Regions from separate parts of the Mus musculus genome. Here region 2 is linked to region 1. The links are chromatin loops, found by intact Hi-C in ENCODE. Cell type or tissue: heart. All regions are shown on one strand. Links, peaks and the distances in the headings refer to the core of each region. The heading gives the core; the rest is flanking DNA. Region 1 has its middle 31 kb from the start of Gm41208. Region 2 has its middle 64 kb from the start of Gm41207.

Region 1 (11,861 bases), core at 2,384-10,383:
GGCCCAGCCCCTCGTTTGGACCCAAGTGAAAAGTGCGGAATGCTCTCTCCACTGCCGGAGAGATCCCAGGAGGAATGCTATGTTCTATGCCATGTAGGGAATGAGTAGACATCTGGTTGACCCTTCCGAGGCTCCCCATGGAGCTGGGGTGCCTGAAGGTGAATGGTCCCAAAGCCAAGTGTAGCTGCACCCCTGTACTCAGGGATAAACTCCTGATCCCAGGTCCTGGTCAAGTTGGGAGTCTTTAAAAGACAGTGACAGGCAGAAGTGGCTCTAAGGGCATCTGCAAGTTTCTACTCCTAGACCTACCAGGGCAGAGGCTCTGACTGAATATAAAGGTTCAAGATCATTCCAAACCAAGAAAAAACAAAAAAGAGAAAAAAGAATCAAGATCACTCTAAGGCCCATGAGTTGCCAAAATCCTCAAACAACACTGATGTGGCATGGCGGGGCCTGGGGGAAAGGACCAAAAACTCCAACAAAAGAGCCAGAAGCAGAGAAGGACAACCCTAGAGGCAGGCATCTGGGTGGGCCCTGGCAGGTGCAGCACAAGAGCCCACCACAGAGTCTCAAGGCCCTTGCATAGTGACATGCTCACCACCCTCAGCATCTCAGGGCCCCACACAGGGTTTAGAGAAAGTGTTACTCTGTCCCACCCAGACTGGAGTCTTCCAGAGTATTCCAGCTACACGTCCTGGATATATGGCTTGAGGCTTGGCAGAGTCGCCGCCTTCGGGGGCAAAGAAGACTCAGGCCAGAACCCAGAGGCAAAGTGTTGATGCTGTCCCGGTGTGTGGACCTCAGAGGTAGACATTGAGGGTCTGCAGGATGCTGCGGTGGCAGAGCGGGCAGTTGGGGTGATAAACAGGGTGGCGCATGAGAATCTCAGTGCAAGCCTGGCACAGGCACAGGTGCCCGCAGGGCAGAAGAAGCACCGTCTTGCTCTGGTCCTGGCAGATAACACACTTCTTCTGCTCTTCTTGCTCCTTCAACAGCTTCCATGGGTCCTGCCCAGCGGCAGGCTCGTCCTTGTTGAGTTGCTCTCGGCCTCTAGCTGGTGCAGCTCGGATGATCTCCTCTTCTGCTTCAGGAGGAGTGTCCTGTGGCTGGATCCTGGCTGAGAACACCCTCCTGGGGCCACCTTGGGGGGCTCCTGGTGCTCTGCCCCGATTTGGCCAACTGGCCAGTTGTGGGCTGCGGCTCCAGACTCTGCACCAAGCCTCCAGACCTAGTGGAAGGCGAGACAGCCGAACGATATCCTCCCAAAGCCGGTGGTAAGATGTGCGGGCATGAAGCTGACTGAGAGCTTGGGTGGCCAGCCTCAGGGTTTGTTCTGGATGCAACACAATCAAAATTACTGCCAGTACGCAAGCTGGCAACACCAATCCAGTGAGGTGGAAAACCACACAGCTGGCCAGAAGGCGGCCGGCTGAGGCCAACAGCTCCAGTGCTAGCTGGCAGGGGGTCCACAGGAGAATGGCCATAGCCACTGCACTGCTGGAGTTGTGAGCGAGGAAAGCAGCCACCATGTCTGTCATCCTCCAAAGAGGCCCGGTTACAGCATCCCACAGGGCCAGCACCAGGGAGAAGAAGTTCTGGGTGCCAATAAGGCAGATGTTGATCAGACTGTTGATCACATAAGGCCACCAGGCTCATGGCAATAGCACAGATGTCACAGGCCTGGCGCAGCAAAGCATGGCCATTGGAGACCATGTTCAGGACCATATTCAGGAATTCCCGGCTCCTCAGAGCTCCGTGGGAGGCCAGGTGCCCCAGTAGCTTTAAGTTCTCCAAGTCAGAGCAGCAGCTATAAAGGAGCGTCCCCAAGGCCTGAAGTCCCCCGAAGGTAAATCGGACCACAGCTTCAACTAAGGCCAGCAAAGAAAGCAGGAATCCTCGACCCAAGTGCAGAAGACTGGTCAGTACCAGTACCGTGTGTGGCAGATTGTAGATAAAGGCCAAAAGCCAGGCCAGGGTAGCCAGGAGGGAGGACGTGAGCAGGAAGTTGAGATCCAACGTCAAGTTCAGCAAGTCCAGCACCAAGCCCACCCCATTCACCACCAAGTAGACAGGCTCCATGATAGAGCTGCAGAGTTCAGGACAAAAGGAAGGCTGGCTCCTCAGGGAAAGCGGTGTCAAGGTTGCCACTATTGTGGCGAGATCGGAGTGAATTTGGAAGGGATGCGAACGTCTAACCAAGGGTGAAGCAAGGGCTACAGAAGTGGGCTTCAGGGAACTTTTACAGGAGGGAACGGTGTCCCCGGCTTGGAAGGCGGAATGTTCGGGAGCAAAGAGGTGAAACATCTCTAAAGTGACAGCGAGCCCGGACTGGAGGAAGCACCTCAGCATTAGGAGCCTGGAGCTGTAAACATAGCCTGGCCACGGGTCAGACCGGGAGGAGACCCGCAAGGATGGGACGGAGTCGGAAAGGGCCGGGTCGGGGTCGGGGCCGGGTGGGGGCGGCGCAGGCTGGGCACGGGCTCGCGGTCCAACCACGCAAGTGCCCCTGTCCCTGCCCGGCCCCTGTCCTCCCGCTCGCCCCGAGTGGCACCCAAAGGGAGAGCGGGACGGAGAGTCAGCCTTGGCAAACCCCCAGCGTGGCCTCGACTCCACTGGGCGCCGCCATCTTGTTTGCGACTCACAGTTTCAAATTTAAACACAAGTCACCCAGAGGGGGAGTTGCAAGTGGCACAATGCTTGCATGTCCACCTCCCATGACACACTCCTCACAAACCTCCTAAACACGGTGCTACTGACTGGGAACCAAATCCTCGATTATCTGAGGCTATTGGGGTATGGAGTAGTCACATTCAAACCACTACATAGGCCACTGTCCCTAAGGAGTGTGGATGCTAAAAGTCCTCAATAAAATACTTGCAAACAAAATTCAACATGTTGGAACCATTTGCCGCACACACAAAAGAAAATTAGAAGGCTTCATTCCAGGTATAAAAATATGTTTTAACACTTGGAAAAAAAAACAATAGGAGTTACACAGCATTTTAGCCAACTTGAAGACAGAAATCACATGATCATCTCAACAGATGGAGAGAGCTGTCTTTGCTGAAATCCAACATCCTGTCATGATGCAAGCTTTGAGGAAACTGCAGAGAAAACAATAGACAGTAACCAAATGTCACTGACCACAGAGAATAGAAGAGCTGTTTTGTGCCAGTTCTGTAGAGCAAGCCCGTCTTGTGTTGGCCTCTCCTGTGATGGTATGATTGGTGCACACACAACAGCTGGCTTTGTATATGAGTTCTCAGGGCCTGAACTCAAGTTCCCAGGCTTCGTGGCAGGCACGTTCCCCACTGCAGCCCACATCAATATTCTGAATTCCCAACAGTCATATCACTGAGTGGATAAAATTTACCTAATCATAAAGATAGGAGGATTCATTTCTATGTTAGAATAGTTAAGTGAAATGTTGTATCTATTTATGATTCCATATCTAAGTAGCCAATATTTTAAAGCCTTGGGGGTGGCAGAAATCAACACTGAAACAGGAGTTAGAGACTTCTGGCAATTAGTAACAATAAAATAGAAAGGGAGAGAGGGGGCGAGGGAGAGAGAGAGGGGGACAGGGAGAGAGGGGGGAGGGAGAGAGAGGGGGGAGGGAGAGAGAGGGGGAGAGGGAGAGAGAGAGAGGTGGACTGTAGCTCTCCCACTCCCCACAGGAATCCTCAACCACAACTCTAATCTAGGACAATACACCAAAAGGTTAACATGTGATAAAGCTGGGTGACAGAGAGCTGGCGTTTACCGTGCTATTTTATTCCCTCTGGCTTCCTAGAAGCAGAAAAATCTATCGACAATATTCATTTGAGACCTCTAGAGACACAGGAATGAAAATGTGCATTTTGCTTTGCCTTTGTAGGAAGCATGAGATGGGGGACAGAGGAGGGCACGGGGAGGGATCTCGGCAGAGGGCAAATGCTGGTTGCAATGAGACGAGCTTGCTGCAGGACTTTGTACCTGTAGAGGACTCTAAGCCATTGTTCTGAGCGTGGTGTTGACACTATAACACTGTATCCGTGTGGGTTTGGAAATGAGTGCATCCATGTTTGTGAAGGTTTGGAAGAGCTAGGGCAAGCTGGAGTCATGACATCACAGGAAAACAAATGGCCTGGAAGTTTATTGTGGCCAATGCAAACCTGTGTGGGCTGTCACCCTCTTAGGGGAAATTCTAGCTATTGCTTAGCACTGGAGGAAATACTGCAATGGTACCTGTGTGTGTGGTAGTGGTGGTCTGTGTGGGAGGGAGTCCTCTCTTCATGTCACCTTTATATACACAGGGACTTCCAGGTGAGCAGCCACAGGCCCCTGAGCAAGCTGAGAAGGTAATATCCCACACTGTTCTTTGAACAGCTTCAGCAACGGTAAGTGTATCCCAGACTTTTATCCTGTCTCAGAGCTCATGGGTCAGCTCCCAAGGGTTGTGACCTGAAGCCAGTACTTCAAGAGCCTGCTCCTGCTTTAAATACAAATTACATGGCTTGGAGTTCCCCTCCATCTTCCCTGAAAGCAAACAGAATGAAAAGATATCTAATCTAAGAATCTTTTCATTCATGAGCACCCTTTTGCACCTAGCACTGGGCAGAAATGAGGAGCCAGGGACAAAATAAGGGGTTGGAGGGTCAGCTTGGATCTTTGGGGAATGTCAGGTCAACAAACAGGTGAAGTGTCAGAAGAAAAGTACTTGGTGGTGATTCTTACAGCATCCTCTGGGTCTGAAGAGACCGTGTAGACCTCTGCCAGTATGTTTGGCACAGAAGCCAAAGTCTAGGTTGAATTGAAAGGGCAAATGTGTCATGGTGACTAGTGGCCAAGGGGGCACACACAAATCCTTGGAGTACAAGAAATTACAATGGCCCTCTTATTTTGAGGAGGCACCCTCAAGATAATAAAAGGGCACTGTTATTTATCCTCTGGTGCCCCCATCTTCTGTGCAACCTCGGCACTGGTAGCCTTCAGGCCAGCCCATAATGCTGCCCCACTGCAGCTTAATTAGAGCATCAAAACGTACAGGAGGAGATGAAGCAAAGAAGGCTGGGACACGTGCACAAATCCTGCTGACCACCTTGGATTTCTTCCTGTTACCATAGCTCTGGTAGACTGCAGAGATTTGAATCTTGGATATGGAATCGAACTCCAGCTTTAGGCAAGTTAATCTCTGAAAGCCTCCAATTCCCTGGTTGTCAAATGGGGATATGAATCACCGCTGCCAGGCAGTGGAGTTGGCAGGGTGAGAGAGACAGCGTGGAAGGCAGACAGGGTTCTGCAGAGTCAGTGCTTAAGGAAATGTTACCGCTGTTGTTCAGCTCTCCTGCGGTGCTATGCCCTCTGTCCTCTGCATATCATCAATAGTCACACTGCACTGACAGTCTCTTTCCCTAGTCGGTGTTATGAACAGAGAAAGTGTGATGAGTGCTATTTGCTTAGTTCTCCCTAGAAATTCTAACACCAGGTTATTGTTCCTTCCTACCCGCCCACCCATTACTAATTGCGAAACCCATCATGGTCACCGTAGGCTTTTGTGCACGGGAGAATCGTGACTATACGAGTCTTCTTTATCTAGGGACGTGATTTATCATAAAGACTTAAGTAGTTTATAAGCTTTTGTGTCTTCATTTGTCAGCAGCCCTAATTCTCTTATTTCCGTGGAAATTGCTCTCAGGCTTCCAGATCTGTCTTTCTGCTCTGGCCCCAGGGATGTTATATTTCACTGGCCGTTGAAATCAGTGCCTGTCATTTTCCAGGCTGACGCTGCTCACTGGGTGAGTCAGTTGTTTGGGTATGAACAGCAAAGCCTCGGATGCAGCTGCCAAAAGGGTGTGTTTGCCTTCACTTCCGGGGACTCTCTCTCAGCTGCCACCTAGTGGTGAGTTTTATGCCGGTAAAACATGGCTCGGGAGAAGCCATTCATAAACATTCCTGGTAATGAGACCCTCTGACGCTGGGAGTCATGCCAATGTCAGCGCGATAAATATTTATTCATCTTTGTAAATGACTCCACATGATTCGGAGATACTGGTGGCTGCTTTGGAAAGAAATTCCATGTTATCGTTCTCAAATAAGAATTGTAGAATTTTTCCAAATGTAGTAATAGTTCTTTTCTTCAAAATGTACCCCAGCAGAGAAAGAATTAGGCTGACACCAAGGGGGTGAGAGTATTGTTAATATTAGCTCAGCCTTTAGAATGTGCCAAACTCTAGTCTAAATAATTACACTATCCCATTTACTGCATTTCAGTCCTGACGTATCTGCAATAATATCAAAGTAATTATCTTTCTAGGCTGCTATCGTTGCTGTGGTTGTTATTCTGCAAGTGAGATAATTAAGGTTTAGAAGAGTCTAAAGTCATTTAACTGACAAGGGACAGGACTGGAATTCTAACCAAGCTACCTGACATCGGCATGTTCTTGACTCTTCCCATCATAATGGATGCTCTTTGCGTCTGTGTTCCTTCGTGATTCCAGCATCGGCTCATCTTCCAAACATCTATGAAGTCCCAGGATTGGCCCCATTGGTCCGATGTGATCTCTGCTGGCTGCCTTCCTTTTATGAAGGACTTATATACTCGAGGAGAGGACAAAGAAAAGCAAAACAAGAAGTTTTTGTGTGCGTTGATGCTACACTGAGATGAGCTCCTAGAGCTAAGAGTCATGTGGAGCAAACAGGTTTGATCCCCTGGAGAGGGGACCAATTATTCCTATGAGATAAATGGAAATTAGGAAGGCCCAAGAAAGAAAGGGGCTCTGTCAAGACCCTCCATGAAGAATAAGCAGCCCATAAGACATCCCAGGACCCAGAAGGTCATTCTGGGACACAAGTCACATGACTAACTAGCTTCAAGCCAAGACCAAGATGATGGTCTGTTTGGACACTGACTTTGTCTCAATTCCTAGAAGGATGATGGCTATCAACCCATTTTAAAGAGCACTGTTTTACAGGGGAGACTCCTGTAGAAGAGGTGAGGAAAAAATAAATTAATTAATTAATTAATTAATTTAATTAATTAATTAAAAAAGAAAAGGTGAAGAGCCTTTCTTCCCTTGGAGACCTAGAATATGCATGGAATGCTGTCCTGGACTATGGTGGGAAGTCTGGTTGGCTGTGTGTCATAGCTCTAGGCTCACCCATCCCTCAGAACCTCATAGTATCATGTGCATAACTTAAAACTGTAGAGGATGAATTACTGTCCCATTGGGTATAGACTAAGGGCTAGGGTCTCCTGCTGAATGTTGGTGGTATCTTCTAAACACAATGCAAAGGGACAGGAGTGGGGGAGGAATCTTTGTTAAAGTATCTGACTGGGCGGGGCACATTTTCATTCTCATCGCCCAGCTATCTCCCAATGTTACAGCTTCACTGATCCAAAAAGCCATTTTGCCAAATTATAAGAACCACGAAGACAGGCCCGCAGCACATACCTCACATTCTGCTGGCTGGTTACTTGATCATTTCTGTACTCTCTGCAAAGTACCAGCCTAACTGTCCAACTTCCTCCGGAACCTGAGGGCACTTTAAACTTCTTTGTTAGCCTTGCCAGCATTTCCCCTTTGATTCAGGTTGAAATAGTTAACCTAGAATTGGATCTCAGCCTGGTGAGAACTTCCTCTGAAGTTCATGTTATGTCTTTTAACCAAATCCCCCTTGTATCTCCTCAAAGAGAAATTCTCCTTCAATGGTCGTGGCATTCCTTCCTTTAAACATTTCTAGTAAGCTACTACAATGGGGAATCACTAAATCTTGCTGACAGTGGTCACATTCAGGGCAGGTTACTGTGTACATTGCTGAGGAGTCTGGAAGAACAGACAGCCATTCTTCTAACTTCTCCTGACGTGTCTCATCCTCTTAAGTGTCCTCCACGGTGTGGTGACGAGGATCTTGAAGATGTGTACTTACATTCTGTGCCAGCCATTTTAATAATAGTGGGTAATTTCCTTAGTCCCCTTGTGCCTCATCTTCTTTGCCTATAAAAGCTACCGTCACATACTGGGCTCACTAGATTGTCTTTGGTATTGGGAGGACAGGAATCACATGGCACCAACAAAAAGATCTGGCCATCTACACATCATCAAGTCTTTGCTTTCTTTGGACAGCAACTATCCCTATTTTTAACTACTTTTTGAAGTTTCTTGAACCATGATCAAATAATTTATTTCCCTCAGTGTCATGTTTGGATAATATTTTCCTGTAGAAATCGTCTGTAAAGACATTAATAGCACTAGTTTGAGAAGTAGCATTCCTACACAATAACCTTTGAAAGGGTTGAGAATATACTCACAGAAAAAAACCAGGATATGCCTGCCCCCAGTTTACTCCTCCTCCTCCAAACATCATTCAGAGTCTTTCTCGGCTGCTTTATTCCAATCACCAAGCTGAAGACAGTTCTAGCTCTGGTGCCCTTTCCTCCAATATGAGTCATGAATCTTCTCCAGTAATTTTCAGCCGTAGGTGTATCTGATAACATGAGGTATCTCCCTTTTGAAATGGATAGTTTGTGTTCATGGAAGGCAATGTTCTGCTTGTCTTAGTTTATGATGATTTTGGTCTTGGACTTTGCTTGTGAGTTTCTGAATTGGGTCTGAGTAATTGTCTGCCTTTGTGTCTTTTAATACATGCCACAAACTCGGGGGAAAAAAGAAAACCACCTGACACAGTAATCATGGGCTCATCATTCTCTTCTCATCAGGAACAGCTTTGCACAGTAATAAAGTTCTGTTGCTTTAGTCATTTGCTTGTGTCAGAAGAGCCAAAAAACGTATTGGACTGGAGGAAGAGCTTGTTTGCCTTAGAAACAAAAGTCACTCCTTCCAAACCTAATAAAACTCTGGCTGTTGTAGTCTTCATGGGTGTTACACTTTCGTCTTCATTTTTCCAAGGTCTGATACAGTGATATCATGGGGAGATGAGAATCTAATATGAAATATTTCAGTTCATCTCTACTTTTACATGTGCAAACATAGTGAGAGAAATGACTTTGGCTGATGTTAACAGCTACAGCTCTACATACTCAGTGAAAGAACACATCAGACTCACCTAGCAGACATTTCAGACTGACATGGAAACTGGCGAATGGTCATTGAATTCTCTTTCCATCTTTGTTCACACCTCATGCTCCTTTGGCAGCGAAGAGAAGTGTGTATGTGTGTGTGTGTGTGTGTGTGTGTGTGTGTGTGTCTGTGTGTGTCTGTGTGTGTCTGTGTGTGTCTCTGTGTGTCTCTGTGTGTCTCTGTGTGTGTGTGTTTAAAGAGGGGTCTGTTGACAGTAGATATGAAGTCTAAGCATGCTTGTACTATCTAAAGCCAAAACTTAAGAAATGACAAACATCAACTTCAAATACATTATCTTCCATAGTTGAACAAAAAAGTGTTTCCCTCACACAGAACCCTTTTCATTTAAAATTTGATAGGTTACATTGGCCAGAATGTAAGGGCAATGAATAACATTGCTGTGAGTACCTGGTCTTATTTTAGAATCTCTCTGGAAATAGAGACAGGTGGAACTCTGTGAGTTCAAAGCCAACCTTATCTACACAGTGAGCTCCAGGAAAGCTAGAGGCCTTGCCTAGGGAAAAAAAAAAACAATTAATTACAACAAAATAGAATAGATTCTCCCTCCTCTCATCCAAAACCCATCCCTTTCTGATCCCCAGCTCTGTAGCAGATCATCTGCATAAAAAACACAGTCAATACGAGGCAGGACAATATGTCTCCACTAAAGCCAAACAACACTACAACAGTAGGACCTGATAAGTGCAATATGGCAGAAGAACAAGACAAAGACATCAAAATAGCCTTTATGAATATATTAGAGGTCTTTAGGAAGGAAATTAATAAATTGACTAAATAAATCTACAAAAACACAGTGAAATGAAATGAAGAAAACAGTTCAGATTTTGCAAGAGGAAATAGAATCAGTAAAGAATACCCAAACTGAGAGGAAATTGGAAATGAAAACTTTAGGAACTTGTGGTGGTTTGAGGAGTGGCATGATTAGACGCTGTGGCCTTGTTGGAGTAGGTGTGGCCTTGTGTAAGAAAGTGTGTCACTGTGGGAGTGGGCAATGAGACCCTCCTCCTAACCACGTGGGAGCCAGTCTTCTTCTAGTGGCCTTCAGATGAAGATGTAGAACTCTCAGCTCCTCCTGCTCCATGCCTGGCTGGATGCTGCCATGCTCCTGTATTGATGATAATGGACTAAACCTCTGAAACTGTAAGTCAGCCTCAATTAAATGTTTTCCTTAGAAGAGTTGCCTTGGTCATGGTGTCTGTTCACAGCAGTAAAACCCTAACTAAGACAGAACTCAAATAGGCAACTTAGAGGCAAGACTCACTGACAGAATACAAGAGATGAGAGACAGAATCTCATGCATTGAAGACAAGATAGAATAAATGGACTCCTTGGTCAAAGGAAATGTTAAATCTAAAAAAACATTAAGGCACAAAACATCCAGGAAATTTGAAACATGATGAAAGAGCAAATAAAAAATAACAGGGATGGGAGGAAGGGAAGAAACCCAGGTCAAAGGCACAAAAATATTTTTAACAAAATCATAAAAGAAAAATTCCCTAACCTAAAGAAGACAGTGCTTATCAAGATACAAGTGGCATACAGAACACGAAGTAGACTGGAACAGAAAAGAAATTCCCCACAACACATAACAATCAAAATGCTAAATGTACAGAACAATGGAAGAATAATAAAATCTGCAAGGGAAAAAGACCAAGTAACATATAAAGACAGATCTATCAGACTAACTCTCCACTTTTTAATGGAGATGCTAAAAGCCAGAGGATCTTGAGAGTTCTACACGCTCAAGAGAACACAGATGCCAGCCCAGACTACCATACCCAGAAAAACTCAATCACAATAGATGGAGAAAGGAAAACATTCCACAATAAAACCAAATGTAAGCAGCATGTATTTATAAATCCAACCCCATAGAGGGTGCTATAAAGAAAACTGAAACCCAAAGAAGCTAACCACACCCAAGAAAACTGAAGGAATAAATAATATCTGACCAAAAAGTCAAAGGAGGGGAGAAAAAAAGGAAATCACATCCTAACAACAACCAAAAGAATTAAATATAAACAGCACTTCTCACTGAGAACTCTCAACAACAATTGTTGCGGTTCCCCAATAAAAAGATATGAAATAATAGAATGGATTCAAAAACAGGATCCAACCTTCTGTTGCATCCAAGAAACACAGCTTAACATCAAAAATAGACATCACCTTGGGCTAAGAGGATGAAAAATGATACTCTAAGCAAGCTGGCATAGCCATTTTAATATCTGGAAAAACTAGACTTCAAACCAAAACTAATCATAAGAGATAGGGTGGGACACTACATGCTCATCTAAGGAAAATCCACTAAGACTATTGCAATGTTTAGCATCTATGCACCAAACACAAGACATCCAAGTTTATAAAAGAAACATTATTACAGCTTAAATCATGTATCACCTCACACACACAAACACACTGATATGGGTGAGTTCAAAACTCAGTCTCACCAATATATAGGGCATCTAGACCAAAGTTAAACAAAGAAGTGCTGGAGTTCACTGGCATCATAAACCAAATGGATGTAACATTTCACCAAACACAAAAGAACACACCTTCTTCTCAACACCTCATGGAACTTTTTCAAAAATTGGTCACATACTCCAACACACAGCAAGTCTCAACAGATGCAAGAAAATTGAAATAACACCCTGCATCCTATCTGATCACCATGGATTAAAGGTGGATATTAACAACAGAAAGCTTATAAATTCATGGAAACTGAACAACTCTCAACTGAATGAAAAAAATGGGACAGGACAGAAATGAAGAAGGAAGTTAAAGCCT
Region 2 (11,861 bases), core at 1,172-9,171, 51 kb before region 1:
GGCTTAAAGATCAACAGTCCAATAGAATAAGGGCTTCCTGGTTTCCTTTAATTCTAACTACTTTTTAAGAACTCTCTCTCCATGAGCAATCATTTTATGGACTAAGCCTTCACATATGAAGTTAAGGGTATACAATGCAGTTCATAGTGCTTGGTCAGTTGAAGCCATAAATTCCATTATTGTGGATATGAAAAGATAGGCTTTCACATTCCCATCTGGATGACAGTTCGGTCATCATTAAAACTGCATACATTTTTGAATAATGATACTAGTTTATTGTAAGCCCAATCAGAGAGTTATTCTGCTTACGGGACTCATATGATCTCTTTACTGAAGCAAATGTGCCTAGCCTGTGAAGCACATGGACACACCTGGGGCAAGAGCGATGGGTCAGCAGTTAAGAGCGCTTGTTACACTTACAGAGGACCTGGTTTGGTTCCCAGCACGTCAGTTCCAAGAGATCCAGTGCTCTCTTCTGGCTTCCATGGGCACCAGCCATGCACTCAGGACACACACATGTGTGCAAACAAGAAAACCTCATAAACATAAAATAAAAGTAAATAAATCATTAAGCATATGCACACCTTACAGTCTCTGAAATGCAGCTATCCAACTATGTCTTTCAAAGCAGGAAATGCGAGACATAGCTTGCTTTGACCTAAGAGGATAGAACGGTATATATACATACATTCCTTCACTTACAAAGAAATTAAACCTGATAAACTCATCGGAAGTCAAAAACATTTAAAGTCAGAAATGCATTTAATATACTTAGCCTACCACACATCACAGCTCAGCAACATAATACACTGCATGTAGCTCATTGGTTGCTTAGCCTGGTAGTTGAGTGACTTCCTGGGACCTATGCCTCACAACTGCTGGGCATCATTTTTAGGCACTGGATATTTCTATATTTTTATCCAGTACCTAAAAAGACTAAAATTCAAAAGTTTAAGTACAGTTTCAATTGAATTGCACTATTCCCACTGTATTGTAAAATTGAAAGTTCTAAGTCAAACTGTATTAAGGAACTCTCTCTGCTGTAAGAGGATTGCCTCAGTGAACCATCAACTTCCAAGCCTTGCATAACAGGTCATTCTGCAGAGACCTTGAATATGTTCCAGATACTGCTAACCTGCCTATACCCCTACCACCAAAAACAAGCTTCAATACCAAGCTATACCCCTACCACCAAAAACAAGCTTCAATACCTCAGAGAGATTTAAGCCAGATATAGTTTTTCTGTCTGCCATGACTTAATTAGCACCCTATTTATGGATTTATTAAATCTTTGTTCCAGAAGAACGTGGTTCCAGAACATAAGAACAAGCTTCAAGGTTATATGAGACTGAAGAAAGAGAGCAACGTACCCAGGATTATAAACCGCAATTAGTTGAGAGAACTCAATGATTAGCAATACCACATGTGTCTCCATTATCTGGATCAGAAGGAAAGATAAATACTCATCCATGAAGACAAAAACATAGGTCAGAATATACCCGATGTATCCTGTCAGCATTGGACATAATCCTATTCTATGAACACTACACAAGAAAATCCAACTAGAGCTATACTAGGGTAATCATAGTTGTTAGGATTTGAGATGACCTCCAATCCAGAGAAAGCCATTTCCTCTACCACAGTATCCTATACTGAAGTGGAAACTTATGGGGTCTTTGGAAAGTCAGTGGCGTCGGTTGGTGTTTTGCTGGGCCAAATACATGAAGGAATGTTTTCACCTGAAGCAGACACAGGTGGAAGGATGTTTTGCTAAAGCAAGCAGGTGAAGGATGAGTGGTCAAGGATTCTTCACTAAAGACACGAGTGTGTTGGTTTGCCCTACATTGCGTTGTTGAGCTCCATTTGTAATAAAGGCAAAAAGAGAAATAAGCCCCCCCCCCAAAAAAAATTCTGGTGGTGTTCTGTTGGCTTCTCACCACTTCCTTGGTCTCAGGCCAATTGGCAGAGTGATGTCAGCTGATACAAACTCACGTGGAGTTTGGCTAAGACAGACTCACACACTGAGGGAAGGACACATGGGGAGGCAAAACCTGTGGAGAACACATGATGTTTGGAGGGAGTATAGATAGGACTCAATGGACAGCAATGGGGGCTTACATGGCTAGCTTTGCAATTCTTCCTTGGTCTCGTGTCTTTGCTGATCTTCAATTCACTGAGGGAGGCACAGCAGAGAACTTCTCTTGTCGTCCCTGGTGGTCCTGGCTGCTCTTGCTGACGCTGCTTCAGTGGAGGCCTGGCTATTTCTACTAGGTCTTGCCACCTCTGCTAATTTGTGTTTGCAATCCTGAACACTACTAAACTGGACTGCTGGTATATTTGTGGAGTGTTTGTGAGTGGATCAAGCAGCCACTGCTGGTTTCTGTGAACTGAACTATTAATTTCCTGACAACACAGATTGGATTTGCTCCAAAGAACAATTTATAAACAGGTCACCTTCCCCTGTATCCTAACAGCCTTTCTTTTCCACCACCACTTCTGGTGGGTGGTGGACTAGAAGGGAGATTAAAGAGTTTATGAATGCTTATTAAAACAGGTTGAGAAACATTAAAGACAACACTATGCAATTATCATATTGATCAAGAAGCTCATTTTAGATCAATAGATTAGGCAACTGAATCTCCTATAGATTTTTAACTTGTTTAACTATGTACTATATTGCTTAGAATTGGTTATATTTAGAGAAATGTAAGACATCTTACAACATTGTCATATAGCTTCTTCTCACCTTACAATGGGATTTTACACTGTGATAAGTATATTAGAAGTCAAATATCTTGTGAGCTGAAAGTGTGTTTAGTACACCCAATCTTCCAATACTCAGTAGCTCTGAACACATTGGATAATTAGCTCTAGGTCTTCTGACACATGACTGATGGGCCTGGGGTTTATTGCCCAGCCAAGCATCCTGAAGAAGTTTGTATTGCATATTGCTAGCCCAGCAAAGGACCAAAATTAAAACATTGGTTTCTACTAAAAAGCATGTTGCTTTTGCTCCACATAAGTCAACAACTGTAAGTCAAGACATCATATATAAGTAAATACTCAAACATATGATATAGGGATGTGTTGTAATCATAGATATTATGAACCCTTCTAAACAGGGGTTTACCATCTAGTTGAATTGTGAAAGATGACAGTAAGACAATCATACAAAGTGTCATTAAGTATTCTAAGACTTACAAGCTGTCTGATGTGGCCTTGAGTTGTCTATCAGCAAGCCTGTGGATAACATCACTCTGTACTCACAGGGAAACTTCTCCACATCCCTAGTTACTGGTCCATTTCTTCCTTTCAACTAGAACTTCGAAAAGGCAATTCACAACATGGCAGGCAGACAAACCACAGAATCTAATCTCCAAGAAATGTAGCAAAACCACATGGCCTCTTTGGTTCTGACTGGAAAGGAACCATTTTCCTCTCACCAAATGAAAGGAATTGCCATCTATGTAGTTGGATGTATATGAGTTTTGTTCTGGTATATTCTCTATATTTTGCTTTTCTGTACTTACACTGAATATTATCACTTGTCTTAGCAGCAAAGTTCACAACCTACACTTCAGGTGCAATTTCTTCTGGGACATGGTCCAGTGCTTTGAGTTTCCATAGGTCCACATGGGTGGAGGGGGTAAGATTTTATATTCATATCTGAGAAAGCTAACCACAAGCCTTGAATATAAAATGCATTGAACAGAGATTACAAAGGCCCTGGCATATTCAATTTCAATGTTATTATTAATATGGTACTTGTGTCTTCCTTCCTATCCCCTAACTAGATATGACAAATGATGGGGTTCAGAAATAACCTGGGGTTCACCACCATAGTCTGTATCTCTCTTACGGTTGAGTCATCTAACAAGGAAAAAATGGTTTCAAAACTTGAATCTATTTCAGAAAGGAAGAAAACATTTTGCCTCTTTTTTGGTCTCCTTAAAATGCTGATTAAGTTCAGACAGGGCCCTCTGCAGGCAGACTTTCCCTGTAATGGTGAGCATCTAGTTAATAACAGCTCAGAGAATCCCACAGCACACACTACAGCTCCAATGGAGGGGAAGGCTGCCTCTTTATCTACTTAATCTATCCACCCATACACTCATGTTCTAATCTATCTATTCAGTCAGTCGGCTCCCCATTTCCCACTCCAATGTGTAGTGATAACATGCTGAGCCATACATGACATTTTTACTATGACTGACAATGAATAGCACGAAAACAAAATGACTCCATGGTAAACACAAATGGGTGGAGCAATTCTAATATGCATTGATGTTTTTAGTATATCTTTAGCTTTCAAGTGTATACTGAAGGAACAAAGCTCAAAGTGGTTAGTGTCTGGCACAAAGTGACCCAGAATGAAAGCAATTATTGGGGCTGGAGAGATACCAGGGTAGGTGGGACAGGGACCGGACCGTGTGAGACCCTATAAAAACGTTATCTTTCACTCAAAGAAGGATGGAAATGCATTAGGCTTTCCTCAGAGAAACATCATGATAATGTCGATTTGAAAAAGGTCCATGTGGATGACATAAGGAGGTCAGAAGCAAACAGAAGTTCGAAAATTCCTGCATCCTCCAGAGGATGGTGAGTCAGACAGAGGCAGTGAGCTCCGGCCAGATCTCGATGCTCTGGAAGTACAGCTGTCAAGATGGATTGGGGGCGGGCTGTGAAAGGAAGAGGGAAAGGGGCCGAATAATGTTCCAGGCTGTATAATCTGAGGAGCAGGGCTCGACAGTTTCCCCAGATCTATTAGCTAGCTCCCTGCTTTCCTGTTATTTGGCGCAGATGTCCTCTGTTCAGAATGGCTCTCACGAGCCATGTGTAGCAAGCATTCAGATTGTTCACACATGTTAGTTCACTCTCCTTTTAAGGAGATGGGAGAATTGTCGTGTGTCCTATTTAACTCAGGTTGATCCTATGTCCAGTTTTTGGCTAGTGAAATGTGAGCCATTTTCAGGTAAAAATTTTAATAGCTAGTTTTGTGTCTTACCTTTTTTTTCTTTTTCCCCTAGTAGGGCAACTAGAAATTTCCTCTAGAGCAGTGGTTCTCAACCTGACCCTCAGCCATAAAATTAATTCGTTGCTACTTCATAAACTGTCATTTTGATCCTGTTATGAATTGTAATGTAAATATATGCTATGTGACCCTGTGGGGGGTCGTGACCTACATGTTGGTAAGTGCTGTTCTAGAGCCTGTCTAGAGTGAGGAATAAAGAATCCAAGTCTCAGATGTTCTTTGGTGGTCATGAGGTATGAAGTAGGAGCAAATCATGGTTGTTATAAACCTCTAAGGTTTGGAGAATTGTTTGTTATTGCAATATAACCAGCCAATTCTGACTGATATATCACATTTTACATAAATAAAAAGACTTGTAGCCTTCTTCAACTCTTTCATACCCCCTCACTTTTACCACCTCTGGACACCACTCATATTGTCTTTCCTTTGTAATGAACATCTGATAAGGACAGACCTCTGGTCCTATCTGTTCACTATTGTGTCCAGTACTTACACCAGTGTCTGACTCATATCGGGCACCAAGGGAAAACTTGGTGAGTGAATGAATTAATGAATGAACGAACAAATGAACAAATGAACGGATGCATGCAATGAGACATTAGGGAGCATGTTACAGAGCAAGAAGAATTAATGCTAAATCTTCCAAGAACACAGAAGCTTTCCAAGGTAAGAAGGAAGCCTGTGGAGAGACTAAGAAGTCCAGGGGACTCTAAGAACCTTTGTCACCTTAGACTACAGCTGTGCAAAGAATTAGAGGTCAAAGAAATTGCAAGATGAGAGATAAGATTACAGACATAGGTTGGATGTGTGTGTGTGTGTGTGTGTGTGTGTTTATTTAAGGGACCTTTCTGTCCTTTTCTAATATGCAGGGACTTTATTTCTTGTACTGTAATGAGCCAACAGAGTTTTTAAAACAGGAAATGACAAGAAGAGTTTTGACTCTGCCTGGACAAATTACATCCAGGGAGCAATTTCTGTTCCTCATTTCTCTCTGGCCACTGCACTGATGTCACCCTGCATCAAATCATTCCTTTGTTTTGTTTTGTTTTGTTCTGTTTTGTTTTGTTTTGTTTTTTTAAAAAAAAAACTCAACAAATGTTTCCTGCTTGCTTGAGCAGTATACAATATATAGTACACAGGGGACAAGCAAAAGGAACACACTCTATACCTCAGATGTGCTTGCCTTGAGAGGGGTTCAAAGCTAATACACAAACGGTAGCTCTACAAGCCACAGAACAAAAAATCCTGGGTGGAGCTTCTGGTTTCTGTGTACCTTTAGTCTCATCTTCACATTTACTCTTGCTCCTTAGCTGGGCTCCTCTAAATCTCCCTTGGTCATTTGGGACCATTTCCATCCAGTGCAAAACAGAGCATCTCTATCAAGTCTCAAAAACAGCAGCACTTGGCATTTTAAAACATTTTACAAAACACCCCAACATGCACATGATCTCACTCCATCCTTTTAAGAGCCCTAGAAATAGTATAAAAGTAAAGCCAAACAAGGGGGGATGGGTTTTGAGAAATTGCAAATTGTCCAAAGGCATTTAATCAGAAAGGCTTGGAATGTGGACCACAAAGAATAGACATGAGTAAGGAAAGATCCACATGGACTAGTAGATCCTTGGTCCCATAGCTGGAATTCCACTGGGTTTGCCTCTGATTAAAATTGCATTCTTGCACCTATGGAACCCCAGATACTGCGACAAAGAAAATAGTCTCTGCTTTTTCTGGAAGTTAGTATCACAGTGTAGAGTCTACAGTCTCCTCTGTTCCATGGCCGAGTTTCCCTTCCTCTACAATTCCTAATAAACCCATCAGGAAGCTTATGCTATTATGTGGTACTGGGCAGAGTTAGTACGTGACATGCCACATGGTGCCACCTCTGCAACAGTCTTCTTTTTAACAAGGGTAACATGCTAGGCTCAGTGGTTTCTGCCCACTCTACCAGTTGTTAGAGAGCAGTTTTTCTTGCTGACAAAGGACAGTAAAACTGTCAGGTCCCAGAACTGACTATTCCAGAAAAAAAAGCTCTTCAGAAAATCTGTTTTACTCATTCCTTTCCTTGATGTGCTTTTTGGTGACCTAACATTTTGGAGTCTCACCAACTTGTAGGGCTAACTGGCGCCGTTTGAAACACTCAGTCATGGGTAAGAAATGCCATAGAGGGTCAACAGCATCCTCAGCACCAGGTCCCCCACATGAGTGCATCTGGCAGTTCATGCTTTACAAGTGGCTCCCTGGCAGGACTCAGTACCTGTGTCACTTTGTTTATAAGCTGACATCTCTTGCTCCTTGGTGTTCCACTCCTCTTGGTCTCGCCATCTGGAGATGAGCTTCCAAGAAGATGCCATAGCCTGTAGGTATCTAATGGGCAATTTCTTATTCCTGGTGTTCCCTGGCCTCCTCAGAAATGTCTGTGATTCCAATTATGTAACAACACCATGTTTAGACTAAGTGTCCAGAGGAAAGGGGAAAATCTGCTGTCAACCAAAACAAAATGAGTTTAGAGGTAGAGAACAATGTAAAAACAGATTGTTAAGTGTTTATCTATCTCAACAGTGGGCATTCTAAAGAAACCATTACCAGTGCCATTATCAGCAAGGGTTATGGAAGATGAGAACCGTAAGAAGCACACATTGGGTGTGCTTGTTTGAAGAAAACTGCAAATTTCTGCATTTCTGTCAATAAAAGACAGAGGAATGACATCAGCAATATAGTGGGCAGGGAGGGCTTAAATCATCTTCCCCAACTGAAACACAAATTTAACAGCAAACATTTTAAGTGTATCTGTGAAAACTCCAAGGACCAAGTAAAGTTTCCTACACCCCAGATGATGATGAAGCCCAGTAGAAAATCTAAGATGCTCTCCACTGTTTGACTTTCACCAGAATATCCCACATACCATACTGGGTGATAGAGAAGAAACCTTTAACTCCTAGATGTCAGACTTTCTGACCAGGGACTGCCTTCTGTCTTAAGTCACAGAGCCACACTAGTAAAAACAGCCCACCAGATCTGGGATGCCAGAGAATGAAGGTGGTCAGCCAGATTCTACAGTGTGGCAGAAATACATGGGATACCTGTATCATGGTTAACCACAGCACCAGACAGGTTGCAGCATCAGACATCTGAGGGAATTTCTAATAGAAACTTGGAAACCTCTTCTGATAGGCTATACTCACAGCTCACAGAAGGTACATGTTCAGAAACTCCCTGAGAAGTTTTCAGAATGTCTATCTTACTAGGGAAATTTCCTTTTATATAAAATCAAATGGAAAAATCTGGAAGACTGTGTAGTTTTTTTAAATGCCAAAATCCCATCAATAACAACAACAACAACAAAACACTGAGATATGGAAAAAATAAGAAACTATAATATGTTTTAAGGAGCAAGTTAAATTTCCAGCAATGTGCTCTTTAAAGAAAAAGCAGAAATGTGAATTGCCATATAAATGACTAATAATTATAATGATAAATATGCTCAATAAAAGAAAACATAGATATACAAATAAATGGAATCAGGAAAATAGAAGACTGCAGTAACTGAAATGAAAAAATGCACCCGACGACCTCAACAGCAGACTTGATTGGGCAGGAAAAAGAATAGTCAGTGAGCTTGAGAAGAGGACTTCTTCAATGGCCAGAAAGGAGAATCCAATCCACAGGGGTAATAACAGAGCCCACAGGACATCTGGACAGCATCAAGGACAACAGCATATATGAATGGCACTTCCAGGACAAAAAAAGGAAAAAAGAAGTAGGTAATACATTAAAAAAATATATTGAAATTTCCCCCAACTGATGAGAGACTAAATATACAAATTTGAGAAGCCCAAAGAACTCCAGTGGAAAGACAGTTAAAAGACTTAGAAGGCATGTCATAGTCAAGTTGTCAGAAGTCACAGACAGTGAGAAAATTTCAAAGCAGACAAAGAAAAGCGACTCATCACATGATGGGGTTCCTACTGAACTGTGAATTCCCAGAGGGAGCCGTCCTAGAAGGGAGTGAATTTGTATAGTCAAAGTACTGAAAGAAAAGAGCCCTACTGATTAAGAAAATTGTGGTTGGCTAGCTACCTTTCAAAACTATAGAAGACTTGAAGACTTTCTCAGTTAAACAGAAACTAAGGGAGTTCAGCTCACTCTACCCTAAAGAGTAGGAGTGGCCATTCATATAAGAAAATCGGGTTGGAGCCCTGTGGGCTTTCCCTCTTCCATGTTGGCACATCTATTGGTGTCTTCCTTGTTGATGTCTTGTTTAGGCAGCCATGTTGTGAGAGTTCAAGTGTGCAGCTTTCCCTATAGCAGACTTCCTATTCTTCTTACAGTCCTTCTGCCCCCTTTCCTCCATGTTTCCTGAGACTTGGGTGCAGGAATTGTGTTATAATGTATCTATATTAGTTAGGGCTTACCGCTACTTGATCACTTGTTTCTGCATTTTGATTGGTTGTGGTTTTCTGTAATGGTCTCTATAGGCAAGATGTGTAGATCTCTGGCTGGGCAGAGAGCTTGGATGTGACATGGGAGGTGCCTATAGGTCTTGGGCAGGCAAGATAGTGTTGTAGTTTTGTTTTTAAGACCAAAGGAGAAAAATTGACAAGATTTCAATTATATTAGAAAAAGGAGAGAAGTCCTAATTTTTAAAGTTAGTAATGAAAAGAGGGCTATGACACATGAATTAAAAGGACTAGAAATGTTCAAAGAACAAGGAACCCGAATCATTCCCAATTCTGAAAGACATCCAAACTCACTATGTAAGGCTAGTGTTACCCTAATACAATGCTAGACAAAGGCATGATACAAATAAAAGTTGACTAATATCTCCCATTTAAAACTGATGCAAACTTTAAAAACCCTAATAAACTGATTACAACAGCTGTTTAGAGGATCATCCATGATGGCCAAGTAGAACTCATACCTGAAAAGCCAGGATGGTTCAACACACGGAAGTTAAGGACTGTAACAAGTCCTTGTTAAAAATACAAAGGACAAAAGTACAAAGTCATTTCAATCAGTGTAGCAAATGCAGTCGACAAACAACACACACAACAAGCTAAGAATAAACAGAAACTACCACAATAGAACAAAAGCCAGGCTTACAACTAACATCATACTCAACAGGCAAAGGCTGAAAGCCTTTTGTCTAAGATCAGGGAACATGGCAAGGTTACCTACTCTCATCATTACTGTTTGATCTATGAGAGACCGATGGCACATATGGCAGATGCACCGGTGAAGAGAGGTACTGAGACCAAAGTGGGGATCAAAGATTCAAAATTATAAGACGCATCACTGAGCAGATTTTCAACCCAACTAAGTAATGATCTTGGGAGTTATACTGATGCTGGAAAAATTCTTCCTTCTCAGAGGTAAATTTAAGCAGTGGCAAGAAGCCATTTTAAAAAGACCCTGGCTAAATAAGTCAATGGGCATCTGGTACTAGAGGTAAGGGTCTTTCTTTGAATGGCTTGCTCTGAGAGACCAGACAAAATGTCATAGGACTATCCTCTAAGACATGACTTGCAGAATTCCTTTGGGTAGAGAAGATGACATCTTTAAACCCAAACCAGCTCATGGTCCATTCAGTGGAGATATGGTTGTTAGACTTGAGAGGACCACAGAGGCAGGCTTTGCACCTGCACATGGGCAAGGAACAGCACAGAACATGCTCTGCACTCATCTCCCCACAAGGGTCACAGAGGGATAGTTGCTGCATCTGCACCCACAGGAAGACTACACATGACTGCACCTGCAGTACTGTGGGAGACCAGAAACTTCCACACCTGTGCTCAGGCTCCTGTCTGCAAAGACACAGTCCAAAACCCCACCCAGTTCTGGTTCCCATTTATATGCCCTCTGTTCAATAGGTAATTTCAGAGTAGTTGGTCTGTTTTCTTTTTATTTATTTATCTTAGATAGACTCTCCCAAAGAGTACAAGTTGGCCTGGAGCTGGAATTCTCTCTTCAGAACCCTAAAAACTAGAATTTAGGTAGTCTCACTGCATTTCACAATTCATTCTCTTTCTGTTCTGCTTTTAGCAGGAGATTGCTTCTCCATTTATCTTTATTCTTTTAATCTTCTATATTGAGGTTTGGTCAGCTGTTATGTATGAGAGTGCTAAATACTGGCCCTGGTTGTCTCAGGGACAAGAGAGTCCTCATGTACACAAAGTGATTCTATGTGACCTTGCTCCTTAGCTTAAAACTATTGGTTGAATGAAGACATCAACAGTCTATAGATGAACAGAGGAGAGGTAGGTGGGGTTCAGTTCCTGGACTTGAGGTGCTGAGGCAAGAGACCACAAGGAGGAGAAGGAGGAGAGAGAAGACTCCAAAGGATAGATGAGTCATGAAAATGTGGCCATGAGGGCTGGCCAATTGAATATAAGAACTTCCAAAATGAAACATGGCAAGTTATAATCTTGGGGTTAAGAGCAGGGAGGTAGGCATAATAGCTTAGGGAGTACATATCTAGTACTAATTAAGGCTTATTATAAATATAAAAGTGCTTTGTTTTTCATATGGGAACTGAATGATCAGAGGTGATCTTCTTCTTCTTCTTCTTCTTCTTCTTCTTCTTCTTCTTCTTCTTCTTCTTCTTCTTCTTCTTCTTCTTCTTCTTCTTCTTCTTCTTCTTCTTCTTCTTCTTCTCCTTCTTCTCTGCTAGTTGGATTTTGTTGTTTTTTTTGAGACAGGTTTCTCTATGTAGTCCTGATTATCCTGAAACTCACTCTATAAACCAGGCTGACTTCAAACTCAGAGATCACCCTGCTTCTGCCTCCCAAGTGCTGAGATTAAAGGCATATACCACCACTACCCAGCGTAATAG

Evidence for each region. Peaks named below come from ENCODE experiments on the same cell type or tissue, not always from the same donor. Only the 100,000 strongest peaks of a DNase experiment are listed, where the experiment ranks them.
Region 2: a loop joins it to region 1, with 4 times the contacts of the local background. A loop is called at or near these places in 9 of 42 quality-filtered maps.

The regions. Positions count from the first base shown.
Region 1 is chr14:72,977,826-72,989,686 of GRCm38, forward strand. It overlaps the pseudogene Gm9198. Among named protein-coding and RNA genes, the nearest start is that of Gm41208, 31 kb to the right of the region's middle. In heart, for the core only: CTCF peaks have their summits at 5,878 (motif pointing left) and 6,077; DNase peaks (open chromatin) are centred at 3,186, 5,206 and 5,816; H3K4me3 peaks cover 596 bases.
Region 2 is chr14:72,927,845-72,939,705 of GRCm38, forward strand. No RefSeq gene overlaps it. Among named protein-coding and RNA genes, the nearest start is that of Gm41207, 64 kb to the left of the region's middle. In heart, for the core only: no CTCF peak of the experiment used is centred there; a DNase peak (open chromatin) is centred at 4,677.